Linked DNA regions of Homo sapiens: region 1 is linked to region 2. A link is an interaction called in ENCODE POLR2A ChIA-PET data of the cell type or tissue named here. Cell type or tissue: MCF 10A. All regions are shown on one strand. Links, peaks and the distances in the headings refer to the core of each region. The heading gives the core; the rest is flanking DNA. Region 1 has its middle 69 kb from the start of ZFAND5. Region 2 has its middle 13 kb from the start of TMC1.

Region 1 (10,726 bases), core at 3,174-8,173, 75 kb after region 2:
GTTACACACATGCACAGGTACATACACTTACATTCACACTTGCCACCTCCAAGAGCCTCTATCTTCACTAACAATCTGCTAAAAAGGCCAATCAAATTTTAGCCTAGATGAGGACATGTACTTTCAATTTGTCTATTTGGTACACATGGATGGCTCTTTTCTGCATATTTTTTCAATAGAGTGCCCAACAGGGAATTGTAGCTTAGTATCTTAGAGATCAACTCACTGGTGGGAAAATGGTCTGGTCAAATTGTTCACCCACTATTGAGAAGTGGATCTTTCCAATGTAGAAAAAATATCAAAGAGGGAATTTTCTACCCATGTGTATCTCTTGACAAAACTAGAGAAAAAAAGGTTACTGTGCACTAGGAGTTTAGAATAAACCTGGTGAGAACACACAAAGGAATTTCGTGAAGCACCATTGGGGACTACTTACAGGCCTTAATTGAAAGTAGTACATTTAGAAAACCATGTTACCCTGAAAACATTATTTATTTTTCTCTATGAGCTTTGGAAAGTATTGATTTGTAAATATGGGTTTCTTTGCCCACTGAGTCTTTTGGAAACATGTTCTGGTTATCTTTATGAGCCCAACCTTTCTTCCTGGCTTTATATGGAAATTAATTTCTTTTGGCACCATACTCACTTCTTGATCTAAGGCATATATGAGGTTCAACTACATCTCTTCAGAGCTTTGCAAATACTCATACTGAGTCTTTCTGGAAAAGGAAGAACTTTAACCCCATCTAAGGGAGTCTGGTGAAGAAGAAGGACTGTGGGTCACTCTAGCAAAACATAGTATTCCTTGGTTCAAGAGGGAACTAGTTAAGCCAGAGCATGCTAGGGTAAGCATTGAGGAAGAACTTTTTTTGACAAACGCAATGTCTAACAAATTCTAAAACTGGCTATCAAGGAATATCTGTAAGAGCAAACACTTGAAAGAATTACCCATGTTACATCACCATTTCTTTTAAATTGTTTAAGCAGTAAGAGGTTTATAATGATAAAAGCTCTTAACTATACTAGGGGGGAAAAGCCACACTCACAAATCACTTATATTATGAAGGCTTATTACAAAGTTACATAAGAATATCGGCTCAGGATATCTTGCCATTGCACTCCAGCATGGGCAACAGAGTAAGACTCCGTCTCAAAAAAAAAAAAAGTTATCTGCTGGGTGCAGTGGCTCTCACCTCTAATCCCAGCACTTTGGGAGGTCAAGGTGGGTGGATTGCCTGACCTCAAGAGTTTGAGTCCAGCCTGGCCAACATAGTAAAACCCCATCTCTACTGAAAATACAAAAACTTAGCCAGACATGGTGGCACATGTAGTCCCAGCTACTCAGAGGCTGAGGCATGAAAATCACTTGAACCCAGGAAGCGGAGGTTGCAGTGAGCCGAGGTCATGCCACTGCACTCCAGCCTGGGTGACAGAGCAAGACTCTATCTCCAAAAAAATAAAATTAAATTAAAAAATAAAATGTTAGTTTTAGGCCTGTCACCGTGGCTTACACCTGTAATCCCAGCACTTTGGGAGGCCAGGGCAGGCTGATCTCTGGAGGTCAAGAGTTCGATACCATTCTGGCCAACATGGCAAAATCCTGTCTCGACTAAAAATACAAAAACTAGCCAGGTGTGGTGGCTCACGCCTGTAATCCCAGCTACTTGGGAGGCTGAGGCAGGAGAATTGCTTGATCCCGGAGGCGGAGGTTGCAGTAAGCCGAGATCGTGCCATTGCATTCCAGCCCGGGCAACAGAGCAAGATTCCATCTCAAAAAAAAAGAAAAAAGAATGTGGGCTCAAATAAGAAATTCATCATTAGCCACACTCCTCCTCTAGGTCCTAGGTGTTCCAGTGTTGGGCTGCAGGCTTCTAGGAGCTTCAGAGGAATAACTCAACACTCAAGACTGCAATCCAAGCTTGAATGACCCATATTCTTCTGTTTGACTAACGTCTTTAACTTCCAGAAGAAGGAACTTGGGTGAATTCTGTATCATTCAGTATGCTGTAATCTTGTTATGTAGAAAACAAAGAAAAGCAAAAGCAAAGAATCTTGGTGTAACAAACCACCTTTCTCCATAAACAGACTCCTTGGTTAATCTACTGTGGCTAGGACAGCAGGGTTTGTTTGATTAAGAAACAATGCCATGTGGATTACTGGATTCTGTAGGAAAGAACTGGTTGGGGTCACTTTTCTTAAAAGGCTTCTTTGCCACAAAAATATCCAGTATATAAATAAGATTGAAAAAGAAAAAATAAAAGGAAAGATATATGCAACACATGTTGCAGACTATTAATACCCCCAATATTAAAAATATCTAATAAATAAGAAAAAAAATTGCAATAGAAAAAATGAAGAAATGATATTTGTCTTTTTGAGGGTGGGCTACCCAGCATCTGAATGGCCGTCTAATGCAGGCAAGTATTGGTAGAAAGTAAGCCCCCATTTTCTACTATAGAAGCCAAAGGGGCCAGAGAATCCCCCACTCATCCATTGACTATCCCGTTCAGACATCTGACATAGACTCAGTCAGTCAAGTGCCTCCACCTGGGACTCTGAGTCTTGAGGAATGGTGAAAAGACGGGAGCAAGTGAGAACTTATTCACAGTAGTGTTGAGTGTTCCAAGACAGCAGTGGTAGGTTGTAGACAGGATACCAATGACAACATATTAACTGTCCTCTCTTGTGGTATTAGATGTATTGCATTTCCCAGTGCCTAGCCCTCCTTTACCAAGCCTGGTTCTCCAACCTTCTCATCGATTCTCTAAGCTCTCCCATATCCTTCCAGCAAAATCTGTTTCTACCTAGGTTAACTATAGTTGGTTTTTGTTGCTTATAACTAAGAACCCTGACAAAGAAAATGACTGACAGTTCTCAAATGAAGCAACATATGTGGATAATAAAAGCAGGGAAAGATGTTCAATCCCACAAATAATCAAGAAATAGTAAGTAGAGAATAGGATATGCCTCATCTCTATGTTAGTGAACATTAAAAGAATTGTGAGAATCCAGTGTTGGCAAGAGTGTATGTAGGGAAACAAGCAATCTTAATAAACTGTTTTTTTGATGTTTTGTTTTTTTTTTGAGATGGAGTTTCACTCCTGTTGCCCAGGCTGGAGTGCAATGGTGCGATCTCGGCTCACTGCAACCTCCACCTCCCGGGTTCAAGTAATTCTCCTGCCTCAGCTTCCAGAGTAGCTGGGACTACAGGTGCCCACCAACACACCTGGCTAATATTTTTGTATTGATAGTAGAGACGGGGTTTCACCATATTGGCCAGGCTGGTCTCGAACTCCTGACCTCAGGTGATCCACTTGCCTCAGCCTCCCAAAGTGTTAAGAAACTGTTAACAGGAATGTAAGTTGATGCAACTTTTCCAGGGGGCAGATTGGAAATATATACCAATATTTTAAATGTGTACACCCTTTGATCAGCAATTCCTCAACTAGCATTTATCTTAAAGAGATAATTAGTCAAGGTAGAGCAGCAGTCTTGATATGACAGCAACGTTCATAATTTAAAAATGGAAGCAATTTAAACAGACATCAGTAGAGAGATTGTTAAATTATGATAGACCTTTACAAAAGAATATTATTCAGCACTAAAAAGGCAATTAAAAAGGTTTTATGTATATTTAATGAGAAACATCTGCACAGCATGGAAGAGACGAAAAGCTTTCAGAAGAAAAAGTGTTGCATAATTTCATATTTTAAATGTGGAAGGCAGAATTCTAAGATGTCCCCATGATCTCTGTTCTCTGTTATACTTGTAATTATGTTACATTACTAGAAAATGGATTTTACAATGTAATCAAGATTGCTAACCAGTTGACTTTGAGTTCATCACAAGGGAGATTATCAGGTGAGCTTGACCTAAACCCATGAGCCCTTAGTAGCAGACCTCATAGCAAAAGGGAACATCAGAAATTCAAAGTGCAAAAAGGACTCAGTGTACCTTACTGACTTCAAAATGGAGCGATGGAAGGGACCACATGGAAAGGATCTGATCTCGAAGAGCTGACAACAACCCCCAGCCAACAAGAACATTCATCCTATAACCACAAAATAATTAACAACCTCAAAGAGGCAGGAGGTGGATTTTTTCCCAGAGCCTCCAAATGAGAGCCTGGCTAACACCTTGATTTCAGCCTTGTGAGACTCTAAGCAGGGGACCCAATTGAGTTGGTAGACTTTTGATAATTTCTTATATAGCAATAGAAAGCTATAAACTGAATAGATATATACATATATATATTTCAGTTATTGCTGCCTCTGGGCAACAAAATTGGGAAGGTGATATTTACATTATTTTTTATACCACTCTGGATTGCTTTCTTCTTCTTCACAGATATAGTTAGAAAAATATCAGGCCAGGCACAGTGGCTCATGCCTGTAATCCCAGCATTTTGGGAGGCCGAGGTAGGCAGATCACTTGAGGTCAGGAGTTCAAGACCAGCCTGGCCAACATGATAAAACCCTGTCTCTACTAAAAATACAAAAATTAGCCAGGCGTGGTGGTGCACGCCTGTGATCCCAGCTACTCAGTTGGCTGATGCACAAGAATCGCTTGAACCCAGGAGGCGGAGTTTTCAGTGAGCCAAGATCGTGCCACTGCACTCCAGCCTGGGTGACAGAGCAAGACTCTGTCTCGAAAAAAAAAATTAGAAAAATATATCTTAATATTTCAAAAAATGGAAACCATGTAATATGCCTGGAAGCCACTTGAGCGTCTATGGATTTCTCCTGTAGCCTACACAGGAGAGAAGACTTCCTTCTCCAACATCTGAGACAGGGAAAGTGGGGTATTAGGCCCACTGGGTTTTGGTGGTGGCAGTGGTGGTTTTTCATGCCAGCTTGTAGACATGTCAATTATCAGGCCCCTCCCCACTTACTGGATCAGAATCTGCATTTTAATGGGCTCCCCAGGTGATTTGGGTACATATCAAAGTTTGAAAAGTGTAGCTTTACTTGTCGTGTAATCCTTACCTTCTTCTTAGAAGAAAGTGCTACATCATTTCCATTTTACAGGTGAATAACTCGAGTCTGGGACAGGATAATTTGCCCAAGGTTAGTGAAGCAAAGTCTGATTCCATGAGCTTAGCCAGTCTGCTTCACCGCCTCTCATAGCAGATGTCTGATTTATCACAGTGGAATGTAACTAGAATTCCATAGCCCTCCGTGCTTCGTTTAGCTATGCCGTCCTGGTGTAGGGATGGCCTGAAAGGTGTTTCCCAATTATGAAGAAAAGAATGGGAAAAAATCAGCTGGGTGCTGTGGCTCACACCTGTAATCCCAGCACTTTGGGAAGCCAAGGTGGGCGGATCACCTGAGGTCAGAAGTTCAAGGCCAGCCTGACCAACATGGAGAAACCCCATCTCTACTAAAAATACTAAATTAGCCAGGTCTGGTGGTGCATGCCTGTAATCCCAGCTACTCAGGAGGCTGAGGCAGGACAATCGCTTCAACCCGGGAGGCAGAGGTTGCGGTGAGCCAAGATCGCGCCATTGCACTCCAGCCTGGGCAACAAGAGCAAAAACTCCTTCTCAAAAAAAAAAAAGAATGGGAAAAAATAACATTTTTAAGCTGTGGGAGTACTGAGCCAAAATAGATTTAGAACAAGTCCTTGTAATATCTTATTCTTTCTTTTTTCTCTTACTATGTATTATTACCAAGTGTAGTTTCCTATGTTAGTATTAACTTAAATATCTATATGCACAGTTATTATCTTCTTATTAATAGTCTTGCCCAAAAAGAAATATTGAATGTAAATGAGAAACCCCATACTCAGTGAAATGCACTTGGTGCACATTCAATCTGTAACTAAGGTCCGGGGTAGATAAAAAGTATTTGATTCAAGCAGCTAGTTCAAGCTGATAATATTTTAAATATTTGATTATTTATGATACCTAATACTTGTATATCACCTTACAGGTTGGTTTTTCATATATTATGTACCATAATCCTGAAAATAACCCTGATGGTAGGTATTATTATTCTAGTCTTATAAATAGGAAAATGAGGCTTGGTTAGTATGTGGTAAAACTGGGGCTTGACCTGTGCTTAGAACACATTTATCTAGATGTATATTACCATAAGAAATTACCTCCAATGATCACATGTTAAAGTCCAATCTCATGGAGGTAGACAAATCTGAAATACTAAATTCTGAATCTTAATAACATGTAAGGAAATATGCATTTATTTTAAATCATATAGGAGTAATATGCCCCCGGTAGGGACTTAATATGTTCCCTACACTTCTTTTTATATTATTAATTTGCATAACTAATTCTTTTTTCATAGACTATGTGGCAAAATGGCATTTGTGAAAGCAGCTGGCACATGGCAGAAATTGAATAAAAATTATTAAAAATAAAAGCTCCAGCCCAGCACTTGTCTAATCCATCACAAATTCTATTTCTGAAATGAAATACAATGAAATCCTTTCTGTCATTACTTCAGAGAAAAAGACCTACTCTGTACTAACTGGTCTTCAGATCAACTACCTGTAGTTACAGTTTTTTTGTATGTGGTGCATGATGTACCAGTATAGATACAAATGAATGGCATGGAACAATGATCATCTACCATATTTCTGTTCCTTCTGTTAAATACCAATATCTTATCAAATCTACAGCAAAAGGCCAGGCGCGGTGGCTCACGCCTGTAATCCCAACACTTTGGGAAGCCAAGGCTGGCGAATCACCTGAGGTCAGGAGTTCGAGACCAGCATGGCCAACATAAGGAAACCCTGTCTCCACTAAAAATATTTTTAAAAAATTGCCAGGTGTGATGGCACACACCTGTAGTCCCAGCTACTCAGGGGGCTGAGGCATGAGAATCAACTGAACCCAGGAGGCAGAGGTTGCAGTAAGCCAAAACTGTGCCACTGCACTCCAGCCTGGGCAACAGAGTGAGACTCTGTCTCAAAAAATACAAATAAAAAATAAAAAATCTACTACAACAACAACAAAAAAAATGAAAAACAGAACACCAGAATTACTTGCCCCAAAATGATTACTTCTGTTATCATCATATGCTCCCAGTTTTTTCAGCATGCAGGGTTCTGAGTTAAATGTGTTCCTCAGCAAGCAATATATTTTTATACCAAATTTCTTATATGCATAAGATGGAGACTCAAGCAGCAAATATTTTCTATTTTCTTTAGGAAAAAAAATTTCTCAAACTGGAATTGCTGAAAATTCTGAGCTCTTCTTTTTCTTAGAAAGAAAAAAATAAGAATAAATGTTGTATTTCTATTGAAGTAGAAATAGAGGTTAAGTATCTTTTTGGGTCCAGGTGTTCAGGCTCTTGTCCTCTCCTGGAGAAATATGCATGGGCAATGGGAAGAGTGTCCCTTTCTTTTTCTAGCTGATGGAGAGTAAGTGGCGAAAAGAAAAAATCCATTTGATCTTGTGAATAGTTATTGATAACAACTACTCTTCTCGACTTGCAAATTTCAAAGGTTTCCAGTGTTCACTTTAAGGCAAGGCCCTATTTATCTATCCTAATAAGGTAGCCATCAAAAAAAAAAAGGACAGAGGACATTGACAAGTCCAGACAAGTCATAAGAACAAACAATCTGCCAAGAACTTACTATGGGCCAGGCTTTATAAATGCCAATAAAAATAATAAAATAAAATAACAACAACAACTACCATCAGCTGAGCACTTACCATGAGCTAGTCCTTATTATGAGTGTTTTACATGTATTGCATGCATTAACTTACTTAATTCTCATAGCAACTTTACAAAATAGGAACTGTCATTATCCGCATTTAACATAGCAATCAGAAACTCAGGGAAGTCTAGAAACCTGCCCAAGATTACACTGCCACTAAGCAGCAGCAGCGGGACTTGAATCCAGGCAGACTGGGTCCAGAGTCTGTGCTCATAACCTCTGTACCATCATCTCACTTAACCCTCACAACATGCACCATGATTGATGGAATCCCATTATTATCTACATTTTTTAAAAACCAGACTATGTCTTGGAGAGATAAAATGTCCTCTGTAAGATCACGTCACTGATAAGTGTGATAAACTGGAGCTTAATCCCAGGCCAAATGGACACAAAACTTCGGTTCATTAACCACCTGACAATTCTGTCACTGAGCTTAAAAATTAAAATGTTATGATCTACTGCCACATTAAGTGATCTGTGCGTAGTACTTACAGGAAGAATGTTACAGGAGAAAAAAGTATCTGAAAGTTATTGCTGGTTACTAGAAAAGACTGGGAATTATAACTACCACTGGGCTTCTTCAAAGATCTAGTCAAGTAAATGTATATGGAAGGAAATGTTTTTCACTTAGAAGCAATGTCTGGCACTCCTAAAGATACTCATTTATTCCAGACTCTAATGTTCTCAGCCTGCATCAGAAATTTCAGGGTTGAGGATGAAGAGGGAGATGGGGCGTAGAAAAAATAGCACCCCTGAAACAAAGCCAGGTATTACAAATAGAAGCGTATTATATCTGGGATTCTGTAGAAAGGCCAACAGATTAAATAGTACTACAAGGTGGCTCACGCCTGTAATCCCAGCACTTTGGGAGGCCTAGGCGGGCAGATCACTTGAGCTCAGGAGTTCAAGACCAGTCTGGGCAACATGGCAAGACCCCGTCTCTACTAAAAATACAAAAATTAGCCAGGCGTGGTGGCGCATACTGGTAATCCCAGCTACTTGGGAGGCTGAGGCACGAGAATTGCTTGAATCCAGAAGGCAGAGGTTGCAGCAAGCTGAGATTGTACCACTGCACTCCAGCCTGGACGAGAGACCAAGACCCTGTCACAGAGAGAGAAAAAAAAATCAGTAATACTACAAAAAACTTGCTTGAGATAAAAGAGAACTAGAAGAGGTTAAAAAAATAGAAAAAAATGATGGGAAAAAATTCACCATGAATAATTAAATTATGGGTGATTTTCTCTATTTTCTAATACTTTTCTAAATTTTCTAGTTTTTTATAATACACATTCATTACTTTTAAAATAAAAAATGTACTTCTAAACTTTAAAGAAAGTAGCCAGTTGTAACTTTAAGATGAAAAAAAAAAAATTGACCAGGGATGTAATGGAATTTTTACTTATCAACATGGAGAGCATTAGGACAAATATCTAATGCATGCAGGGCTTAAAACCTAGATGACAGGTTGATAGGTGCAGCAAAGGACCGTGGCACATGTATACCTATGTAACAAACCTGCACATTCTGCACATGTATCCCAGAACTTAAAGTAAAATTTAAAAATAATAATAATAATTAGCATTTATTGGGCAATTACTTTATATCAAACACTATTCTGCATACATTGTTAAATCATCAGGATAATTCTATGGGGTAAATATTAATAGGAACCCTATTTTACCAAGGCAAGGGGAGTTAAGTGAGTTGACCAAAGTCACACAGGTAGTAAGAGGAGCAAAAGTAGAACACAAAACAAGTAGGCTGTCTCAGCATCCAGGCTCATAACCAAGGCATCATATTACATCCTTTGTGGATAAAGCATTGACAGAGAGGGAGGCTCATATTGGAAGTTCTCTACTCTTATTCCTGCAGCACTAAATATTATTTCCGTGTCATGATTTTTCATAGTATCCCAAAATTCTAAACCTTTATCAGCAAGTATGTATACAAGATAAGTATTTTTCAGCTATTAGATATAAATCAAATGTCAATAGTTTGCATCATAAATCATGCTAAATTTTCATGTTTTCAGAAATGATTTCACTTTGTTTTCAAAGAATATTTTGTTGACAATGGCTCTTAATTCTTAAGTTTATTGTTGACAGATAAATAAATGATATGTAATTATTGACAGATCATTCCTCCCTAGTGTTTCTCTTTCTCTCTCTTCTATTCCTCTCTCTCTGTAAGAAAAGGCTTAAATACATTAAGAGAGATTGCTATTTCAAAGAACCACAAAAAGAATGTTTTTGAAATAAGGGTAAATAGACTTTAAATTCAACGTTCTTTAGTATCAGCTTCACATCTGCAGCATTGGTGGAGAGTCAGATCTATCAGCAGTAATAGCTGCAGATGCGGTGGTCCATGCCTGAAATCCCAGCACTCTGGGTGGCCAAGGCAGGTGGATCACTTGAGCTCACGAGTTCCAGACTAGCCTGAGCAACATGATGAAACCCAGTCTCTACCAAAAATACAAAAAATTTAGCCAGGTGTGGTGGTGTACCTGTGGTGCTACTCAGGAGGCTGAGGCAGGAGGATAGCTTGAGCTGGGGAGGCAGAGGTTGCAGTGAGCTGAGATTGTACCACAGCACTCCAGCCTGGGTGACAGAGGGAGACTGTGTCTCAAAAAAATAAATGAATAAGTGCATTATTTTAAGGAAAATTAAGACCCAGTAAAGTCAATTTCCTTGGGACCCACATTGAGGACATGATAGGAGTGAAAACGAAAACAGCTCGTGGGTACTTTTTAAACATATTTATGAAAAAATATGAGTATGGCTGGAAGGCAAAAATCACCCCACCCTCAATCTCTGGGAATCCACAAGCTTGGCAACACTCTTGCCACGATAATTAATTTTATACACTACTCAGAATGATTCAGTTCCCCACTTAGGAGAGGACTAAGAGCCAAAAGATTAGAAAATCTTTCCTATTGTTTTTCTTTGCATAGTTTAGGGAAATAACTTCAGAGCCAAAATTGTTCACATTTCAGGGGTTCCTTCACTTAGCTTCCTACAACATAATGTCTGAGAGCCTAGAAAAG
Region 2 (10,726 bases), core at 2,748-7,747:
TCTCCTTGGGGGTTCTCAGAAATGGTGGACAGCAGTGAGAAGAATGCAAAAAAAAAAAAAAAAAAAATCAGGGGCCTGGGACGTAGGGTTACAAAGACAGTGAAAAACACATTTTTTTTTCTCTCTTCTTAGAGTGACATACAGGGTGAATTTATCAGGGTTAATTTCAAGTATTAGCTGCCACACTTTAATATTTCTCTCACTTTCACAGACCCTCTGTCCTTTGGCCTGTACTGGAGTCTGACTTGTCCAGCAGCACATTGTCCTCGTGGTGAATTCTCTTATCAGGTACTCCCTCTAAGACTTAATAAAATCGGTCAGCTTGTGCTCCCACCTCCAAAACATATACACCCCAGCCCCAAATCCACCAGACAAACCTGTGTACATCTGAACCCCAGTTGTGAACTATCCTTAAGTTGTTCACTTTTTCTTTCAGGAAGTTTCTCAATATCCTCTTTTTTTTAAATTTTATTATTATTATACTTTAAGTTTTCGGGTACATGTGCACAATGTGCAGGTTTGTTACATATGTATACATGTGCCATGTTGGTGTGCTGCACCCATTAACTCGTCATTTAGTATTAGGTATATCTCCTAATGCTATCCCTCCCCCCCTCCCCACACCCCACAACAGTCCCCGGAGTGTGATGTTCCCCTTGCTGTGTCCATGTGTTCTCATTATTCAATTCCCACCTATGAGTGAGAATATGCGGTGTTTGGTTTTTTGTCCTTGAGATAGTTTGCTGAGAATGATGGTTTCCAGTTTCATCCATGTCCTACAAAGGACATGAACTCATCATTTTTTACAGCTGCATAGTATTCCATGGTGTATATGTGCCACATTTTCTTAATCCAGTCTATCGTTGTTGGACATTTTGGTTGGTTCCAAGTCTTTGCTATTGTGAATAGTGCTGCAATAAACATACGTGTGCATGTGTCTTTATAGCAGCATGATTTATAGTCCTTTGGGTATATACCCAGTAATGGGATGGCTGGGTCAAATGGTATCTCTAGTTCTAGATCCCTGAGGAATCGCCACACTGACTTCCACAATGGTTGAACTAGTTTACAGTCCCAACAGTGTAAAAGTGTTCCTATTTCTCCACATCCTCTCCAGCACCTGTTGTTTCCTGACTTTTTAATGATCGCCATTCTAACTGGTGTGAGATGGTATCTCATTGTGGTTTTGATTTGCATTTCTCTGATGGCCAGTGATGATGAGCATTTTTTCATGTGTTTGTTGGCTGCATAAATATCTTCTTAAGATCAGTAATTACAAAGATAGACTCCTAGGGAAGTGGAGTATCATCTAACTCTAGGCCACCAAACTATCCAAAATTCAGCCATGAATCAGAGGTGAATCCCTTCACAACAGTAATTGCCACTGTAAGAAATATGTTAATTATTAGCATTTGTAGCTTTGCTAAAGAGCATTCCCATTAAAAAGGCCAGAATTTGAATTAGACATTCATTGTAAAATTAAATGACAAGAAAGTCATGAAACCGTATGCGTTTGGTTTTCTCTGTCTAGTGAAACATAATTCTCCTTTTCTCTTAACATTGGCAAATTTTATTGATATAGTTGTTACAGGAACCTTCTTCTTTTGATGGACGGCTTTGGTTTGAGCAGTTTTCCTTCTGCCACTGTGCCACATGTAAATATTAACTGTGATGTAACCTACTCTATAAACTGAGGTTTTAAATTCAAGAGCTAATTTTAATCCTGGTTATGTCAATGAGATTTCATTGAAGATAAACATAGCCTGCTGAATTTTTATGTCAATAGAGTGAAAACAGTAGAGTATATATGCAGTTACCAAATTAGAAAGAAATTTTATTTATTTGTTTGTTTGTTTGTTTGTTTTTGGGTTTTGCTTTGTTTTTGTTTTTGTTTTTGAGACAGTGTCTTGCTCTGTCGCCCAGGAGGGCAATGGCATGATCTCGGCTCACTGCAGCCTCTGCCTTGTGGGTTCAAGCAATTTTCATGTCTCAGCCTCCCGAGTAGCTGGGATTACAGGCCTGGCTTTTTTTTTTTTTTTTCCTGGTATTTTTAGTAGAGATGGGGTTTTTCCCTGATGGCCAGGCTGGTCTCAAACTCCTGGCCTCAAGTGATATGTCCACCTTGGCCTCCCAGAATGCTGGAATTACAGGCGTGAGCCACCGCACCCAGCCAGAAAGAGGTTTTTTAATCCCTCCACTTTGAATTCTCCAGTCTTCCAATGTTACAATAGCTCCTCTTTGGACAAAGTATTGGGATAAAGGTCAGATATTTCAGATGACCAAATGGAAAAAAGCACTAAAGCAATTTTCTAGCAAATGTATCTGAAATATTATTCATTATACAGTTTGGGTATCCACAGTGATTGAATTTACTAAACCATTTATTTTGTGTGGTTACACTTTGACATTATAGGTCAGATCAAAATGACACACAAGAGCAACAGAAGGCCATTTGCTCAAAGTACATGTGTATTTATCTTTCTGCTCTAAATGCTTCCAAATATTACAGTTGTTGAGGGTAGAGCCAGTTGAGGGTTTTGTTTGTTTGTTTGTTTGTTTAAGTTAAGGAACAAGGTAGAGCAAGTATTCACCCATTGTCCTGAGAAAAGAGCATAGGCCTTTGGTTTTTTTCCAGGAGCTGAGTAAATCTGCCCATATCCTGATAAGCAGAGGTTTTTCTTGGGATGGAGGTGGGCCAATCTGCCTAAAGATCCCAGTCCCTGAACTCCGGACAATATTCAAAATGAAAAATTATAATCATGGAAACTAAAGTACAAAATTGGCAGTGTCTTTGAGGACAGGTGATGCAGGGCTACCACCTGGGTTTAAATGTTTGAGAGAGGGCTTGTTTGAGCAGGTGACTAATGCTGGAAGCTCCCCCACCCTAGGCACCTTAGCATAGTAGGTGGACTTGATAGCACAAAAGTGTAAACTAAGCCTGGCATGGTGGCTCAAGCCTGTAATCCCAACACTTTGGGAGGCTGAGGCGGGCAGATCACCTAAGGTCAGGAGTTTGAGACCAACCTGGCCAACATGGCGAAATCTCATCTCTACTAAAAATTCACAAATTAGCCAGGTGTGGTGGCACGCACCTGTGGTCCCAGTTACTCAGGAGGCTGAGGCATGAGAATCACTCAAAACCAAGGACGGGCAGAGGTTGCAGTAAGCTGGATCCCACCACTGCACTCCAGCCTGGGCAACAGAGTGAAACTCTGTCTCAAATAAATAAGTAAATAAATAAATATAAATAAAAAAATAAAAGTGTAAACTAAAATGTGTTGTTCCCCTGGGACCCAACCCAAGGCCTGGTCAAGGACCCAGGCCAACCAGCCCATTCTAGTAGCAGTGTAGACTGCATGGAACCAATCTTCATTTATGATATCAAGTAGCAAGAAGCAACAGCTCAGACCTAACACCACCATCACCATCACCATCTTTGAACTGGGATTTTTACACTATTTGGAGGAGTGGAATCACAACAAGAAATACTAGATTCTTGCTAGTAAGTCTTATGGGGGCTAGAATGGTCAATTCAAATAATTTTTTAAAAATATATGAACATATTTATACCCTAAGTTTGTACATCAGGACCTACTGTTTATATAGTTCCAAATAATCTGTTATTTATAGTTATCTTGTTTTTTTCCTTTTCTACAGGCTAATTGGATCATTTATACTAAACAAATAGTTGCATTATTATCAGGGAAGAATTTATGAAGTTCTAAATAGAAGGTAGAGAGCATCTATTTACCAGTGTTAGCTTTTTAATGCTCTGAGGAAAGATAATTGGTAATTGGCAACTCTGCTTTTTTTTTTTTTTTTAAAAAACCTACTCAAACATTTTGATGAAGAAAATTTTTTTACTAAAAAAAGGGAGGGACAATAGCAAAAACAGAGATAAATAGGCAGCTTTATTGGTTGACTTTCTATGTATTAAAAGCATCTCTCTGACTCTGCAGGTATGTATAAATTTGTGGTTATGCATAGGAAAGCTTAAGTATTTCACACTTAAGGTCAAGTACTCAGATGGCCATAGTTTGCAAAAGGGCCACATGTACATTTGAATTCAAAGTATAAGTATCTGCTTAGATAAACTTTTAATTAAATGTTTGATGTTTGACTTTTCCTTGCCAGATAAATAAAATCCAGCCGCTGACTAATTAAGTAGAAAACTTGAGCACTGAGACAGGACACAGAAAAACAAAAATAATTTATCCAGTGATTTTGCCTTTCTTAGTGAGGCCAGGATATGTTACAGGGGGTGAATTTGCTTCAGATTGAAGTGTTTGAAGAGTATGAACCACCAAAAACACAGATTCAACTCATGTAAGAATCCACAAAGGTACACACACACATATTCCTCAAAAACATCAGACATTAAATGTCTAGGGTTTTAAATATATATCAGTTCTTAAAATGGCTCCACAGAAATGACAAATCCGAAAATCTAACTAGTGGCTAAGGCCTCTATTTTATGACTCAGACTTTCTGTTCCTGTCAGAGGAATGGAAGGAGAGCAATACCTTTTAGTTTAGTTTCTCTCCAAACCTACTTATCAGCTAAGATTACAATGAAGGTCACAATTATAAAATGGTTGAATTCTCTTTATTTTAGGCAGTGGAAGATATACTTTGATTGTTTTATTTAATTTCCTTCCCAGGGAAAAGCCATTAATGCATTTCTTATTTTTTTAGAGCTTATTTTTCAAATCCACCTGGATCATTCAGTGCCTTTTCTTGCTTTGGGGATAATTTTAGAAAATCTATTGCAAGCAGATCATGAAGAGGATAAAGAAAATGCAGTCAGTTTGTTCCAAGTCCTTCAGTTCGCTGCATTTTATTGTGTTATAAATTTCATATATTCAGCTTGGACTCTCCTCTAGCTCCTCTGTCCCACCTCCCTCCCACACTCATCTGAAAGATAAAAATATGTGAGTGCTGTCTTTTTCTACTCAGACTTTTACAGAGTAACAGTAATAGCTTTGAAAATCTTCCAGTATAATTAATCTAACCTGTGACATCATTTAACTGTAGTGACTCACATTTGTGTAGTACTTCAGACATTACAATATTTTCTTATTTGAGACTTGCACAGCACAATGAGAAAGATAAAGAAGGAATTGCTAATATTTCTGTTACACAATGGAGAAAATTGTGCCTCATAGGGCCCGATGATGGCCCAAAATCAGCTAGTAAGTGGAAGGGCTGGTTTGCCTACTTTGACTATACTACTTTGCCTCTTTCCAACTAGTTGTTATGTGACTTTCCATCTAGCATGTTTTCAACATATTCAGCATTTATGTTTCTCTCATGAAACATAAGTAGGAAAACAATAAGCAAAATAGAAGAGAGAATTTAGAGAATTCTCTAGATAGGTTGCCTATTGCCCTGGATAGAAGTACCCATTTTGATCTTCATAAAGATTGCACATAAGCCTTTACATAAAATATCATACATATCTCACAACTAAAATTCAAATATCAATTAATATTCAGAGCAGGAAAAGTTAGTAGCCCAAGAAATTGTTCTTGGATTCTATGCTTCAGACCTGTCAGTCTGAGTCAAGGTAAAAACTCTTAACTTTATTGATGGTACTAGTGCTTCAGCGTCAATAAAAATATGTTGGTAATTCCACAAATATTTTCAGATTTCATATGTTTTTGCATTTCATGAACTCCTTAACGCCTAAGCCCAGTTCTTATTTGCCCTTATATCATTGCAGATAACCTCAGTGCCTTGAGCATAATAAATATTCTGTACCTGTTTGATTTGTTGTTAAGCACTTGACAGATACCTGTAAGGCACCATAGTTTCTAACTTAAGCTGACTAGTCACTATGGATCTCGACAGGACCCTGAACAAAACTCCATTGTTGATCCTATTTTGCACCTAGACACAATTATTCTTTGGTAGATTCACATAATAAAGGTTATGTTTGCAATCCTATTTCTAACCAAAGCATTAAACTGAGTCTTTAACTTATCGATCACTATAACTTGATAATGAACCTCTGTGTGTGTGTTTGTCTGTGTGTGTCTGTGTGTGTGTGTGTGAAAGGATGGAGAAAACTAGAAATAGGCATGTGTGTTTTTCTGTGCTATTTGCTAGAATGGCAAATTTTTCTTCATTATTTTTCTGCAAAACAATTTGTAGAAAAACATTTTTCATTATTTTTCTACAAAACAGTTCTCGGCCAAATAGGTTTGCTTTAAGTTAAGATTAAAAAAGGAAAAAGACTATATTATATATTTAAATATTTATAATATATTACATATAAAAATATTTAACATATATTTATATATTACATAATATATCTTACGTATACAGCACATGTCTGCATACATATATACATACGTATGCATGTGTGCATGTGTGTGTATATACATACATATATATACACACATATATACACACATATATATACACACATACACACACACACACACACACACACATATATATACACACACACACACTTTCCAAAAGAAATCTTAAAAGGGCCTATTTGGGGAATCTATTTGTACTGTTCATTTTCATCTCAAGGCTCATAAACATGTATAGACAACATCTGTAAATATGAAAGAGAACAAGTATTATCCCTCAGAAAACACTATAGCAATTAAGATTTTTTCCACCCAAAGCATCACGAATCAACCCTGGCTAAGCAAAAGGGGTTTTGGTGGCCGGGCGCGGTGGTTCACGCCTGTAATCCCAACACTTTGGGAGGCCGAGGTGGGTGGATCACCTAAGGTCAGGAGTTCAAGACCATCCTGGCCAATATGGCAAAACCCCATCTCTACTAAAAATACAAAAATTAGCTAAGCGTGGTGGTACGTGTCTGTAATCCCAGCTACTCAGGAGGCTGAGGCAGGAGAATCGCTTGAACCAGGGAGGCAGAGGCTGCAGTGAGCCGAGAAAGCACCATTGCACTCCAGTCTAGGCAACAAGAACTAAACTCCATCTAAAGAAAAAAAAAAAAGATGTGGGGGTGGAGTTTGTTATGAAGATGTCAGATAGTACACAGAATCTACAGGTAGCCTAGAGAACCAAACTCAGAACTAAAACAAGGCAGAATCCCAGGCCACCGGTTTACTTGACCTTTTCAGTCTGCTGCAACTGGAATAAATAAATGACCATCGACCATTGAATGTCGCTGTTTTTTCCACAAGTCACTTCACTTGATGTTCAGAGAAAGAGAACACAACTGGCTTAGCATTGGCCACAGGTTCACACCTTAAGTTTGGGATTGAGGAAATTATGCAGCGTCAATCAAATGATATGAGGTTGAGGAATGGGTGGAGTCCGAAATGAGAGTGAGGACTATGCCTGGGACTGGACTGAAGGCTCCTGGGTGGCCATACCTCTTCACATAGCTAGGATCACCCATCCCCTTGTGCTACCCTTACAGGTTTTTTACATGCATGTACCTTTTTCTAAAATGCCCCCATATAACACAATGGAACTCCTTTGCTGAATGCTCACTCATCACTTCCTCAAAAGCAGATCATCTAAATTGCTATTACTTCATGCACTTTTTTTTCCAAGTACAGGATCTCCTGCGAGACATCAATTTCCCCTCTAGTTTCATCATGATTCTACCTTAACGTATAGTAAGTTATGGTTAAACTGAGTATGGGTTGAATTGTGCCCCCTCAAAATTCATATACTGAAGTTCTAACCCCTAGTAATTCAGAACATGACCTTATTTGATGACAGAGTCTTTACAGAGGTAATCAAGTTAAAGTGAGGTCACTAGGGTGGGCCCTAATCCAGTATCACTAGTATCCTTATAAAAGGGGGAAGTTTGGGCTCAAAGACACACACAGAGAGAGGTAAGACAATGTGAAGAATCATAGGGAGAAATAACCATCTACAAGCCAAAAAAAGAGGCCTGTGACAGATTTTTCATCACAGTCCTCAGAACAAACCAACCCTCCAATACCTTGATTTTGAATTTATAGCCTCCGGAACTGTGAGGATAATAAATTTCTGTTGTTTAAGCCACCTCATTTATAGTACTTTGTTATGACAACCCTAGCAAACTAATATGTCATCAGAACACTCTTCATATAATAATGGGGGGGATCATTACAATTATAAATAAACATATATCAAGAAATTTAAGGCCAGGCACATGCCTGCAATCCCAGCACTTTGGAAGGCCAAGGCAGGTGGATCGCTTGAGCTCAGGAGTTTGAAACCAGCAAGCAGCATGGCGAAACCCCCTCTCTACAAAAAAAAAAAAACACACACACACACAAAAATTAGCTGGCCGTGATGGCATGCACCTGTAGTCCCAGCTACTCAGGAGGCTGAGGTGAGAGGATCGCTTGAACATAAGACATGGAGGTTGCACCGAACCAAGATCGTGCCACTGCACTCCAGCCTGGGCAAGAGCCAGACCCTGTCTCAAAACAAATAAAAGAAAAAGAAATATACAGCTGTATGATACAGGAAGGGAGGTGAATAAAGTAAAAATACCCTTTACATTCATTAACCTATACTTTTAGGGGATACGTCAGGGGGACAATTCCCTCAGAATGTATTAATTTCCTACAGATTTCAGGTATACCAATGTCTTGAAAGAAAGAGCTGGCAGTACTCTGCAAATGTTGACATACTTTATGAGAAGTTCAGTCTCTTTGGGTTCAAACTCATAAAAATATCAATGTCGTCTGATGTTACTTCCTGGGCTAGAGAGATTCCTGATATGAGAAATTTTGATCACTCATAACTAAACAAAATTCCTAGATTTTTAAGATTTCCCCATTTATACTTAGACCCAATTTATAGTCAACAAACATTTATGAAGCACTAATTACTGCCATACCCTGTGCTTGAAACTAGAGGATACAGTAACATCATTTCTACTTTCAAAGAACTCAGTCCAGAGTAGGAAATGAATAAATAAACAAATGACTTTAATATAATATATTCAGATTATGATGAGGATAAGCAGAGTGTTATGGGGACCCAGTGAAAAGGCAAGTTGGTAGGTTTGGGGCACAGGGCTTAGAAAAGGCTTCTAACAGATTCACTGATAAAGCCAGAAGCAGGATTGATTTCTGACCATATGCAGCATCAAAGGAGAGTGCCCACATCTCAAAACCCAAAATCACTACAGAAGCAAAAACAAAACACACCAGCAAGACAAATGCTAGGTATTTTTCATTCAATAGGTACCCTGGGAATAGAACCAAGTTTATTGATGTTAAGCTATTTGATTAAACATACATCAACTCAATAACGCCAGTTTATTCAATATCACTTTAAAACATGTCCAGAGAGGGTTTGCAAAGGTGCTGGCAAGGAGGTGCTGTGGCAACAGGAGGTGAGAGGGGACTTTTTGGGTACACAGCTCTTCGTCAGTCGAAGGTCTGCTTCTCCACCCCTTTGTTTTTTTTCTGTATGCAAAACATGGAGCTCTTGTCCCCCTCTGATTTCCTCACAGGTACATATAGCCCTGTTGAGCTTTTGGGGTGCTACATCAAATCTTGGGTTCCCTCTTCAGCTTTATGCTCCAGTCATGGATTAGCCCATACCCACATGATTCAGGCTACTCCATTTCTTCCTTGATCACTCACACACTAGGAGCACAGGACAAAAGAGTGCTGCCCAGCTTCTCCCATCTCACCCTTACCCCACTCCTGCTCACAGGCCCCACAAGGCCACCTCGGGACATCAGATCCCAGCTGATGCCAAGTGGCCACAGATCATGTGTAACTGGGCATTTTACTCACAATCTCACACTTGAGAAATGCATCAATTTCTCAAATACTTCTGTGTGCATAGGAACATAACAACAAGTTGTTATCTACCAAGGTATTTCAAAGGAAGAAAATTTAAAACAGGCTTATAGGCAAACCCCTATGCTGAGAACAATATCTTGGATGTAGTACCTCCCTTAAAATGTTTCTTATTGATTTATGCAGACAAACAGTATCCTGCACAGTTTCTGGGCAACATAGACATGTTGACTACTTACAGACTTTTTTGTGCATAAATTTGGGTAGTTAAATTACAAAAAAGCATTGGGGAAGGCAGGCCACTGAGAATGAGAGTGGGAAATAGCGCACTGCTAGATGTGTTTTACATATATTCCTTCCATGCTGTTTTTCTCTGATTATTACAAGCAGGGAAAAATTAAATCTGTCACACTAGGTGCTTCGTTACCCAAGGGCAGAAAAGAGGTCTATGCATATTTGTCCAATACAAAATATGTTCCCAGGAACCTTCTATTTATTCATTCATGGACTTAGCAAGCATGTTCTCAACACCTCAGGTATATATTTGATACTAATTTGTTATTTCCAAGTTCCAAGAAAAAAAAAACAAGTTGCTTCAAAGAGAAGGAATAACTAATTAAATAACTATCAGTAATGACCGCAGACTTAATTACATAATATCTAAAAACTGCCATGCAAAATCAGAGCTCAATTTTAAAATAAGCATTATGAATCACATTGATGATTGGCATTAGAGAAACAATCACTCAGAGAAGTAGGGAAATCAGCTCTTCTCTTGGACTCGGGTTCAACCTGAATCCATGTTTACCAAGGCATTGACAAAAGTGAGGGATGATTTAATTTTTTTTTTTTTTTGAGACGGAGTCTTGCTCTGTTGCCCAGGCTAGAGTGCCGTAGCACAATCTCAGCTCACTGCAACCTCTGCCTCCCGAATTCAAGCAATTCTTCTGCCTCAGCCTCCCAAGTAGCTGGGATTACAGG

Evidence for each region. Peaks named below come from ENCODE experiments on the same cell type or tissue, not always from the same donor. Only the 100,000 strongest peaks of a DNase experiment are listed, where the experiment ranks them.
Region 1: POLR2A ChIA-PET joins it to region 2 with 6 read pairs; 6 of 35 experiments call an interaction of 5 or more read pairs at or near these places.

What each region holds. Positions count from the first base shown.
Region 1 is chr9:72,428,498-72,439,223 of GRCh38, reverse strand. No RefSeq gene overlaps it. Among named protein-coding and RNA genes, the nearest start is that of ZFAND5, 69 kb to the right of the region's middle. In MCF 10A, for the core only: no CTCF peak of the experiment used is centred there; a DNase peak (open chromatin) is centred at 5,153.
Region 2 is chr9:72,503,571-72,514,296 of GRCh38, reverse strand. No RefSeq gene overlaps it. Among named protein-coding and RNA genes, the nearest start is that of TMC1, 13 kb to the left of the region's middle. In MCF 10A, for the core only: no CTCF peak of the experiment used is centred there; no DNase peak of the experiment used is centred there.